3 separate regions of the Homo sapiens genome follow, and all the other regions are linked to region 1. A link is an interaction called in ENCODE POLR2A ChIA-PET data of the cell type or tissue named here. Cell type or tissue: OCI-LY7. All regions are shown on one strand.

Region 1 (4,000 bases):
GAATGACTGGATTCCTCTGAAGGAATATGCTTCCTGGATTCCCAGAGTTCCTTACGATTGCCAAGATTGTGTTGACTTGTGTCTTCTCAGAATGACTCTTCCCCTCTTCTATCGCACGAGCCACATCTCTGGTTTATTCTTCTACACCCCAGTGGTGAAAGCGAAACTTCATTGGCTGAGGGGGATCACAGTAGGAGATGTCCATATTTTAAAAGACACACTGGGGTGTCTCTCAAGGGAGAGGCAGGTACTGGAGAATCTGTGCAGCCTGGATTGGTTCTTCTCAGCAAGTTCACCTCACTAGGACACGCTGAGGCAGGGCAGCCACCTGAGACCACTTTGTCAAGCCATCAAGAACGTTATAGAAGTTTGGGTGGCCTTTTCCTCCACTTCTAATATAACATCTTTAAGTGCTTCCTCAATTTTTTTTTTTTGCATCGTCATTATAGGGCAAATTGAAGAAACTAGTTTTCTATTTCCTTCAAGCAAAATAGCTGTGACAAACTAGTCTTTGGTGCACTGTGCCAGTTCATTCAGCTCAAGGACATCAGATACCCAGCTGAAGATGAGAATGGTCGAAGCCTCTATGTCGGCCAACAATATTGTTTGGGAGCTTAAAATCAACATCTGCTAAAAGCGGAACCATTGCCAGATAACCATAAAAAAGGGTGGGAGTGAAGACAGGCTTTATTTTCGCTCCTTCATCGATCAGTCATTAACACTTGGCTTTGTTAAACAAAGTGAAAATTGTGTTTTTAACATGACTCTGGTTCTGCCATTTCCTTCATGGTAGGCAATCAAATTTCCTTTTGACTCTTCATTTCCTCAGCTGCTTAAAAAAGAAAATGAGGGGAGGCTGAGGCAGGAGAATCGCTTGAACCTGGGAGATGGAGGTTGCGGTGAGCCGAGATCGCGCCATTGCACTCACTCCAGCCTGGGCAACAAGAGCGAGACTCCGTCTCAAAAAAAAAAAAGAAAAAAAAAAGAAAAGAAAAGAAAATGGGACTACCATATCCTGGCCCTGATGCTTCATAGGTTTGCTGTGCAAATTAAACCCAAGAATGTAAATTAAACCACTTTGTGGATGTTACAGACTTAGACCAATATAACTAGACATATCATCCCTGTTGGTAGCATTAAGAGTTGATTACTAGTAAAACAAATTATTTGATATTACACTAAAGCTGAAGGCAAAATGGTGTGTCTAAAAAGGATCTGATGGGGTACAAAATGATTCTTAAATATTTTAGAGTCTCTGGGCTGTTCAAAATTGACATTATTAAGATCATTAATAGATGGATGCCCAAATCCGAATTTTTAAAATGCTATTGGTCTGTAAGGTGGTTTCCTGCAATAACAGACTTTGTGAGTGTGTGCAGGGTATGTTTAAAGGATGCTTCCTACTCCCTTTCCTCTGCTGGTCCCTTATCTTTGGAGTGCTGCAAGTGCCTGGAGTGTTGTAAGTCAAACATGATCCCTATTACATCAGTTATAGAAAAAAAGAGAGGCAATGGTGTTTAGCAATATAAAATGGATTTCCCTGCTTCCCGACATTTCAAGGTTGGCCACCCCCTCTCAATGGGGGAGCTAAAGTGCTGCCTCTTAGACAAATGCGACTGGATTAAAGCAGCAAGTTGAAAAGAAATCAACCCTCCAATGTTGCCAAGATGCGTTGCATCTGTAAGCTGGAGAGTGCAGGCTATGTCTGAAAAACCCCTGTTGACTCAAAGGATACTGCAACAAATCTCTTAATGTAACCCTAATACTGCAAACAAGGTGTAAAACCTAGACAAATCAGTAAAAGAAAAAAAAAACACTCTACCCCAAATAGCATAAGACTGAATGAAATCTTCAGTAGGCTCAAACCTCCTTTAAGGAAAAATCCTTTTCTAACAGGAGGATCCTGATGCATTAAGCAGCTCTGCATTTTTCCCATACTCAGTGAAGACCCTACCTGGCAGGGCTTATTAATCATGCCCTCATGTGCTCACATGCAGGGAATTAGCATCGCACCCAGATTAAAGGGCTTTGACAATAACCTGCTCATCTGCAAAGCCAGCTTCCCAACTGCTGCGTAACTCCGCCTCCCTCCCTCTCCTGTAGCTCTTAATGGTTGGGTGAGCATGTAACTGCTGGTAGAGGAAGGAGGCAGTTAAATACCTCCCACAACAACAGTTCAGACATTTGTCCCCATTTCCTTCTTTACCTGTGGCCTCACAGAGAGCCACTGCAGGGTTACTCTACAGCTTCTGCTCTTAAAAACAAGCAAACAAATAAACTGCCCCTTTTATTTCCCAAGGGTGGGAAATCACATATGCCGTCTGGCTCACTTTCTAGTAGTTTTGGGGATTTTTAGTAGTCTCTGAGGGATAAAGAAAAAAGAGACATCTGCGATATCTTTCTATTTCTTAACCTGCTAAACACAGTATCCTCCAATCTACTTGTGAGAAAAGAAGTATTGGGAAAGAGGCAAGTGGCTCTCAAGAGCTATTTCAAAATGCATGCCAGGATATCCTTGGCTACAGTTCTGAAAGGACTGGCCCAGGAGTGGCAACGGTCAAAACTTCTGAACCCTTCTCCCATGCAATACACATCAGCACCAATAAGAGGTTTCTTCATGGGTTGTTGAATCTGAAGGCTTCATCCCCACGTGAAACAAAACTCAAGGCTCCTTCCAAGAAGTGGGCCATGACATTAGATTTGCAATGCAAAAAAAAAAAAAAAAAAAAAAAAAAAAAATATATATATATATATATATATATATATACTGTCTCTTATCTGGGCAAGCTTTAGACATACTAGCTTGGTTGGAAACTGATATTAAAAGCCTAAAACATGTAACTTTTCTTATCAGGTTACTATCATGGGGAACTAAAGATTCCTGGTTTTTTGTATGTTCCATAACTATACTTTAGTAAGCCCTGATATACGGTGTTAATTTTTCTTCAGTGAAGGAAACATGAAGATATATTTATGTGCACACATACATATATATGTATATATAACGTATATTCAAACATGCACTCAGAGGAAGTTAGGGAGAGAAGTTTCTAGCTAAACATGATCTTGTGAAATTCTTCCATATGTGGAAAAGTCGTCAGTTCATCTGACATAGAGCAATACATACATATATACACACAGGATGCTATGTATACATTTATCCCACATTCATTTAACCTCAAAACATAAAATAAATTCTTTTTATTCCTCCCTAAGCAAAAGCTAGGAATAACAACTCTATATACAGAATTCATCTTCTGGGGGCAACAGAGCAGGTTGGACCCCTTGCCTGTCTGTCAGAGTTCAAAGGGCTGCACATTGACTAATCTGTTGGTGAAAGTGCAAGGGAAGCAGAGCATCAATCAGAAAAGCTGGCCCTGCATTCACAGAGAGGGGCTCAGTGGGAGTACGGGATCCCACGGCCTCAAGCTGGTGCCCCAGGAGGGGCTGCTGTGACTGCTTCATTCTTCTGTTGGACTGTGAGGCCCCACCAACTTCTTGTGGACTAAGCATAAAATGCAGAAGGAGGACAAAAGCAGGTGGGTTTTATGAAAAAAGAACTAGGGCCAGGAAACACATGGGCCTGGAGCTGTCACCTGCCTCCAGCCACAACATCGATGAGGACATAATTGCAGGGATGGCTGGAAATTCCCCTCTTTAAGGAATGCTCTTATAGGATGCTGACTAATTCTACCTGAGAGCAGTACCCAAGGCTCAGGTGTATGCAGAATGGACAGAGGTAGGAGGTGAGAGAGCAAAAGCCCTGCTTTTCTTTTCTGAGCCAACTCTACCTTATGGCTCTTTTGCCTGTAGAAAGAGGGGAGAAGGGACATATTTAGGGACCAGAAATCTCAAAACCAAGGCAGTGAGTGCTGCAGCCTCTCTGAAGCAGAGTATAGGTTCAGTACTGTAAGCATCTGCCTATATGCAAGAATCCAGAATCCAAACACAGAAAGGAAAAGCAGATTCCTATCAACCATTATAAATTAGGTCACTGGGA
Region 2 (4,000 bases), 68 kb after region 1:
CATTTACAAAAAACACAGCACGATATTACTTAGCATAATGTAAATTTGGAATTTTAAAGAAATCTGAGAACTGGAAAAGGATGTCCCTTCCACACTGGTCTCTCTATCTCAAATTTTTAGGTGAGGAGGTGAGTATTGGCAATATGATTTGATCAGTGCTAAATCCAAATTTATGTAATAAATCATTATAATAAAATTATACTAGGTGGACCCCTGTGAAACTGCCAGTGTCTGGGTATGTTCAACCCATAAAAATGACAATATCATAAGATTCAGCTTAATAACACAGTGCCTTACTTTCTTAATCTACTAAATAATTCTAATAATAATTATTTCACAGGATTGCTGTGAGAAATCAATGAGATACTATATATAAAGAGCTTAACACAGTGCTTGACACATGGTAAGCATTCAGTAAATTAATGGAGTAGGAAAAGGAGGAGTTATAAACCTATAAATATTGTTCACTTTGAACATCCTAATAATTTAGGTTATTACCACTTACATAAACATAAATTATTTATCAATAGCTTACAATTTAAGAAATGTAATCAAAATTCTTAGTGAGTATTAACTGTTTTCACTCTTAGATCATTAAAAGTCAATTGTATTTGAGGCTCAGATAATATTCCTCTTGGAAAAAAAATTCTATCAAATCAAGATAAATATCATATATATATATACATTTATACCTCTGAGTTCTTATTTTTTGTATTCAAATAACGATAGAGCCCATTTTTTCATCTGGAGAGAATTACATCTGATGACTATCAGAGTGACTGAAATATTAATGACTTAAAAAAAATTCACAGCTATCCAATATTTCCCAGCAATTTTGTGAATTGTGCCAGGTGATTCCAATAATCTGCTATTCTCCCCAAAAATAACATGGATTGTTCTAAGTCCATGAAGAAGAGGCAGAGCTCATATTTCATCTAAAAATCTTTTGTGCAAAAAGCTGTATCTACGAAATTATTAATTTCCAAAGGATGGAGGGACTGGAACCTGTGACTGAGGTAGTCTAGGACTCTGAAATGGGCTAAGCCGAATCATGAGACTTGGGTTCCCCAACTCCAAACTATGCACACCACAGCCACCCCACTCATACTGAGGAAGATCCCCCAAACTCTGCCTCTTCTCATTTCACGCTTTTCCAGAAGTTCATCCTTCTCAGAACCACTTCTTCTCTGACGGGTATCACCAAAGGTGAGGGGCAGACCAATGAGGAGGAGGGCTTGCTGCCATCCTGCAGAGCCTCCCAGTGGCCCTATCTTTGGCAGTGTTCTAACTTTTACAGATGCCTGTCCCCATTTGACAACTTTCTAACTTAGATTTCCTTGTCTCCTAGGACATCGCTAGCCTACACGCCAAGGGCTGGCGTTCAGACAAGGTGGGTCATATCTGTAGCCAAAAAAATCCAGCCATTTAATATAAGGAAGTGTGGATATGGGATCTTTCCCCTCTTCTTATTACACATTAAAAGCCAAACCAACTCCCTGCAAAAAGCTCAAACTGCGTAACGTTTTCCAAGAAGGTTATGGTGGGTTTATGTCAATGAAGGTGAATGGATCAAATACAGTCTTCAGTAAGATCTCTACCAACAAATAAGGCTTAAGCATATTAAAAGAGAGTCCATTTTGGGAATTCAAAACACTTGGATTGCTAAGGTGAGGGTTAACCGCTAAATTCCACCAGATAAGGTGGTTTTTCCTTTTTCTTTTTAGATTACAGACTCTGACTAATTCTTGATATTTTTAGTTCTTTGCAGAGGAATTTTAATTTGGAATAAATTTTTACTCCTTGACAATTAAGCCAAACTTCAGAAGCAACTCTGTTTTATGACATTTCAGCCTCCCCCAGTTTACCTATCTGTAAAATTCCTCCTTTTGTACCAATCCAACAGAGCATAAATTAAAGCACATTGCAAATGGTATTCTAAAGGAAACAGACAATCCCTGAATTGGTGTATTGCTGTGCATTTCTTCTTGTCATTTTGAAAATTACAATCATCTTACAATTTTAAAAAACAGCTTTCTAGATTCTTCGCAAATACAATAATATGACTGCTCCACAGTTCACTTAAATCACTCGGGTTTCACTTCATCTTCTCCACATTTGCACAGGAAGAAGTGTTCGCTATTGTCTCCTCCCCCTCTCTGGGAGTCAGACCAGCTGGGACGTTTTAAGTCTCTTTCATTAAAAAAAAAAAAAAAAAAAAAAAAAAAAAAAAAAAAGGTTAAGGTCAAAATAAGTATGATAAACATGGTAGTTTCCATTCTCAATATTCAAGGACGAAAGACTAAACAACAACAAAAAAATGTAACATTAAAATTCACTGAAGTATGATGAAGATTGTTTTTTTCTTCCCTTGCAACATAATCATGGAGGAAAAAAGGGTTTTGGAAAACAGCAGGTTTTACCTTTAGTAAATCTAGTCTTTCAAATGAGTCCAGTAGTTAATTTTACAGCTGCACATTCCTTAAATTTATATGTTTCCAATTATCTGAATGACTGACACTTTCAAGTTTTATGGTTGATTTTGAAGAGCAGGGCACTTAAACTTACATGAAGTAGATTTTTACACACATGAGTAATTAAATTGTGCTTAACGAGCTCTTCTTTGTACTTGTGAAGTTTTAGCATTTTGGTTGAAGTTTCCTTAAAAGTTAGTAAATTCCAACACTGGACTTTTCATAATACACACTTTGCTATTGGGCTTAACCTTTTTTACTTACAGAGTGTCAGCACCCCTCCGTGACATAAACCCCCTACCAAACAGTAGCCAGTGTCAAGGTTATCACATGAAAACAGACCGTAGGTTTCAGTCTCGTACTTTTCTAATGGCTGAAAAAGGCAAATTCACAGCACGGACAGAGTAACACATTGACATCAAAGAACCTGTAATATCACAGGTAAATTAATGTGCTTCCCACTGCCTATAGTCAAGGAGCAAACTGGATTCTTCAGAAACACATTCTGAAGCCATTTTATCTTCCCATCCCCTTCTTCCTTAAATGTAATCGTCTACTGTCTGTAATGTAAGCAAATACTTTAGTGAGGTTGTGAAAAATTGATTAGGAGCACCTTGAAGACCCTACCTCCGTGATATTTTTTTTTGTAATAGTTACATGGGTCAGCTCTTTGATATTTGCTGCATATAGAGGCAGAAGTATTCCTTCACTTTAGTTCAGAAACACTTGAAATAGACTAAGTAGTAAAAATTAGTTACATATTCCAGTTGCTGTTTAATGCATTATTAAAGAATTTTCACATATACATTGGTGAGAAAGATGGCTGAACTATAATGTACAATTAATATGTTGCTTTGCCAAGAGATGACTGGATCACAACAGTAGAGAAAGTCAGAAGATCACCCTGAGGACATCCCAACTAAATGCTCACTTATCACTGAATCTGGCTTTCCACGGGGTGTCTCTGCTAGTCTGCATGGAGGTGGTTCAGTGCACGTGAACACGCCATGTACAAATAACGCTCAGATAAAATAATCCAGAAATAATATACTTTTTGACACATATAATAAGCATATGGAGTCAGTTAACCAAGAAATGAAATACGGCAAATGTTAGTGGGTCAGGGGTGCCTTGATTTGTTTCTAGAATAGGAGAGCCTAAAGGGCATGACATAAACCTGTGGAAAAAGAAAATGGTAAGATGCAAATCTCCCTCTGAAAAGAGTAGGTGGGCCCAGGGTAGATTGGGATGTGCCAAATGAAGACACAGAGATGTCCTCTTAAGCATCACCACTTGTTCATTCTGTGATGCAGAGCCTGTGTCAACATTAAGACAGATGCTTTGAGGATCAAATAATACAATGCATTGACACTGATAATACAAACGAAAGGAGAGTGGCTGCCGTTATGATGTTTAGTCTTATTCCTTGCTATTCCTACCATCATCATTGTTATTACTACTGGAGCTCAGGTCCCAGCAAACTTTCTATAAAAGGCCAGAGAGTAAACATTTTAAGCTTTACATGTACA
Region 3 (4,000 bases), 56 kb after region 1:
GTGTTCTGAAAGGCGACTTTTAAAAAGTCAAAGTCAAGTGCAAAATCAAACAAATTCAAAATAAAAGATTCTTCCATTGGAAAAAAATATTTTAAAAAATTGGTAAATCTAGGAAGCAGGGAGGGTGAGTGAAATGAAGGGACTTCCATGACATACTGCAATACCCTCTGTTAGTGGTAATGTTAGATGATGGTGCTTGGTCATTCTTGTTATTCCCGTTCAGTAATAAGAAAGCCTCTCTGTTGACCATTCAATTCTGCCAAGGTAGCTTTCTATGTGAAATACACCTAACCAGAATCTCTGGCAGGTTATAGATGAGTGATAATGAGAAAACCAAATACATCTGGACTTCACTGCAGGACAGAGCTTTGTCCAGTATCTGCCTAAACTAAACCTATTGTCCATGGGTGATCAGTTACTGTCAAGAGACTGTCGTATTGCATTAACTTTTTGGTTGGAAATGAGTAACTACCAGAAAATAGGTCACTGACATCAAGGCTTAGCCCCCATAGCATCCAATCAATTATTTTTTTCTTATTGGTGAAGTGAGGTTATGTGTGTGTATATATGTAAGTCTCTCTAAAAACAATATGTTTTAATTTCGCCTCTATTGTATATTTAAAGCTGCTAATATTTATTTCTCAGTCTTTGCACAGAGCAGCAAATTGTCCGCCTACATCTTGAACTACATATTTCCCTTCTTAATTTGAATATTTTGTGTTAAATCAAACCTTCCATTGTTTATGTTTACATGGAATAGAACATTCCCACAGGCTAAATTGTAATACAAAACAAAACAGATCGTCATGCCATTGCTGTGAGAAGAATATGTGCAGAAGGGGGCACATTCTGGAATTCTGTTAGCGCAACATTCAAATAAAATTGAATTAAGGTTCTGTGGAGTGGATTTTTTTTTTTAAATGAAGTCTTGCTCTGTCACCCAGGCTGGAGTGCAGTGGCATCATCTCGGCTCACTGCATCCTCTGCCTCCCGGGTTCAAGCGATTCTCCTGCCTCAGCCTCCCGAGTAGCTGAGATTACAGGCATGCACCACCATGCCCAGTTAATTTTTGTAGTTTTAGTAGAGACGGGGTTTCACCATGTTATCCAGGCTGGTCTCGAACTCCCGACCTCAGGTGATCCGCCCACCTCAGGTGATCGGCCTCCCAAAGTGCTGAGATTACAGGCATGAGCCACTGCACCCAGCCTGGAGTGGATCTTTGTAGAGAGAAAAACATAAAAGTGAGTTTATTGGAGGCAGCTCCTTTGAGAGAGTTTTAATTCATGAGAAGGGAAAAGGCAGTTGTGCTTCTGCAAAGGAGAAGGAAACACAGGGTGGCATGTCTGTGTGTGCTGCAGGTGATGGTGGTAGCCAGGCAAAGGGCAGGTTTCTGCGAGGGGCAGGAAGGTCTGATCCCTTCTGGGAGAGGGGCTAAACAGATTCCCATCTGTTTATCAAAGCTGTTGATTCAATGTTAATCAAAGCTGTTCTCCCTTGTTGTGCCTGCCACAGAGCTGGACAGCAATTCAAGACAACCTAGAGGAGACATTTTGGGAGGGTGAAGGAAACTGATGGCTTTTAAGGCATCCTCAAAGATGCTCAAAGATGCAATTCTTCATGTAAATGTCTAAATTACTTTGTGAAGTCTGGATTTTAGGTCTGCCATCTTGTGGCCATTGCAATAAATATTGCCCTTTTCAATTTTTTTCTGTAGTTACATCTCTAATAATCTATATTCAGAAAAGGTACCAGAAAGAATGCTTATTTAAAAAAATAAACATTACACATGGGAGAGAGATCCATGATTCAGGGGGAGCTAGGACATTTCATATTCAAATCCCCATTCTGCTGACATTTTTCATTCTTTGACTAAAGTCTAGTTTCAAATAATTAGCTATCAAATTATCATTTAATACAGGATTGGGACTACTAAGAAGTCAGTTAAGAGGTGACAGGGAAGTTTTAGGTGCCTGTTTTTTTTTTAAAGAGGTCATTTAATGGACACAGAGTTTCTTCCAAATGAATGACAGTCTCAGCATTTCTGTACTTGCCATACATTTGCTAAGAGAACACCCAGAATAAAATAGATTGTCAAACCAAAGGGGGCTTCATACCTGAAAACTAAGGGAAATTGCTTTTCTGGAAATAACTGAAAGTCCAAATGAGTGAGATTAGAAATACTTTATTCCACGCCGTAAGGAAAAGAAATGAGACAAAATTTATAATAGTTCTGTGTTGGGAAGAAATGGTTAAAACGCCACTATGAAAACACACTAAGCCTATCTAATGCACACTCATTAATCATGATCTTGTTGATTGTGTCAACAGAACAGAAAGCAAATACATGTGGCCATTGCCTTTGCAAAGTTTCACCAATGCATCACAGCCTTCAAATGAAGAGGAGGCACAAGAGCATACTCAATGACCACAAATTAATTTCAGAGCCCAAGTTACAGAAGTATAGAACTATGCGTCTACATACATACACCTGAAGCCTTGCACTGCTAAGCAACGGTTCAAAAGACAGGCCAAACAAAGAGCTGCAAGACTCAGCTTATGTATTCCTAAATTATAAAAAGTTATATTTGTTAGTTACCTGAAATTTCTGGACTCATGAATACAATTTGTGGGATGCTACTGGAGTGCTCCTTCCCAGAGTTTGAAGGAACCTGAAACCAGACAGCAGCTGCAGAAGGAAAGGGTCTGGTAAACTACCTGGAGGAGCTCCACATCTGGAAAGAATCGCAAGGGAGCCAGCCCAAGAAACAATGGTATAGAAAGCAGTCTCAGATTTACAGGATGGGTGGCCTTGTGGCTCACAGAAGTGAAATTTCCACCCTGGGAGGAGCGATTACTGGAAGCAGGAACATTTCAGATATGAAATTATGAACTCCAACCTGAAGCAGCTAAACTGAATATGTTCCTCTAGGGTGGCTATTTACTGGCCACATAAGCAAAAATAAACCATCCAGGTGGTCAGAGGCAGTTCATCAATTTCTCCAACTCATTCACCACATATTTACTGAGTGACCACTGTGTACCACGTACCAGGGATGAATGGGGACAAGCAAGACAGAAACCATCCCTGCTTCTCTAACAGCAGAACTCAGAGACTGCTACCACAGCAGAACCCAGAGATTGCTACCACAGCAGAACCCAGAGATTGTCCACAGTCATGAGACAGACAGACCCTGTGATGATGCCACCAGACACAAAGAAACACCCTTCTATTACCATCATGAGCAAATGCTGGATCATCAGCAATACCGTGCAAAGAAGATATCCCTGAATCCTGTTTCCCAATTCAAATGCTGGGCAAAGAATCCATGTGGCATTTCCCTCTGCATGTATCAAATACTAGGATAATCAATTCAAAAGCTCCCTCCCAGCCCATCCTCTTCATCCCGAATGCCTAGTATAATCCAGTTGCAATCAGAAGCTCAAAATAAACAAATAAACAGAAACATGAAACCTCATAGTCATAGCTACTAGGCCGAATAATACGAAGTTCAAGTTCACTTTTTTATGGGTCAGAAACAATTGAATATCAGAAATTTTGTATGGTTCAACCCAATAGTCTTCCAAAATACAAGGAGTTTTATTGGTTTCTTTGTTTGCTTACAACACATGCCCATAGATCATTTTAAATCTTTATAATTTTATATCCTCAGAGATGTAAAAGGTTGAGGTAATTCCCTCTCCACAATATTCAACATACACCCAAGACTGACCACTAGAGGTAATTAACCCAGTCTGCAGAAGGCCTTTTGCACAAATTGGAGGTGGGGGAAGGAGGCCTAGGAACCCAGAGAAGTGACAGAACTCAGTCCTGTAAAAGAGGCCCCCAGGCCTGGAAAACCACTTAGTGAGAAAACATCCTGGTGACCAGACTCCAACCTGACACTGACTACCACTCCCTGCAATACCGATCTGTTGAATGCTGAGATCAGACCATCTATCTCCCTGGACAACCTTGAGGCTTCCCAGCTCCACTGACCAA

What was found. ChIA-PET counts read pairs that join two places held together with the same protein. Peaks named below come from ENCODE experiments on the same cell type or tissue, not always from the same donor. Only the 100,000 strongest peaks of a DNase experiment are listed, where the experiment ranks them.
Region 2: POLR2A ChIA-PET joins it to region 1 with 5 read pairs; 1 of 35 experiments calls an interaction of 5 or more read pairs at or near these places.
Region 3: POLR2A ChIA-PET joins it to region 1 with 5 read pairs; 2 of 35 experiments call an interaction of 5 or more read pairs at or near these places.

The regions. Positions count from the first base shown.
Region 1 is chr3:55,688,836-55,692,835 of GRCh38, forward strand. The region is part of intron 16 of ERC2 (ELKS/RAB6-interacting/CAST family member 2); the gene reads right to left. Among named protein-coding and RNA genes, the nearest start is that of ERC2-IT1, 31 kb to the left of the region's middle. In OCI-LY7, a CTCF peak has its summit at 1,541; DNase peaks (open chromatin) are centred at 1,676, 2,116, 2,586 and 3,526; H3K4me3 peaks cover 1,880 bases; H3K27ac peaks cover 3,244 bases.
Region 2 is chr3:55,757,265-55,761,264 of GRCh38, forward strand. The region is part of intron 14 of ERC2 (ELKS/RAB6-interacting/CAST family member 2); the gene reads right to left. Among named protein-coding and RNA genes, the nearest start is that of MIR3938, 93 kb to the right of the region's middle. In OCI-LY7, no CTCF peak of the experiment used is centred here; a DNase peak (open chromatin) is centred at 2,137; H3K4me3 peaks cover 1,188 bases; H3K27ac peaks cover 1,449 bases.
Region 3 is chr3:55,745,335-55,749,334 of GRCh38, forward strand. The region is part of intron 14 of ERC2 (ELKS/RAB6-interacting/CAST family member 2); the gene reads right to left. Among named protein-coding and RNA genes, the nearest start is that of ERC2-IT1, 88 kb to the left of the region's middle. In OCI-LY7, CTCF peaks have their summits at 1,672 (motif pointing left) and 1,875; a DNase peak (open chromatin) is centred at 1,637; H3K27ac peaks cover 496 bases.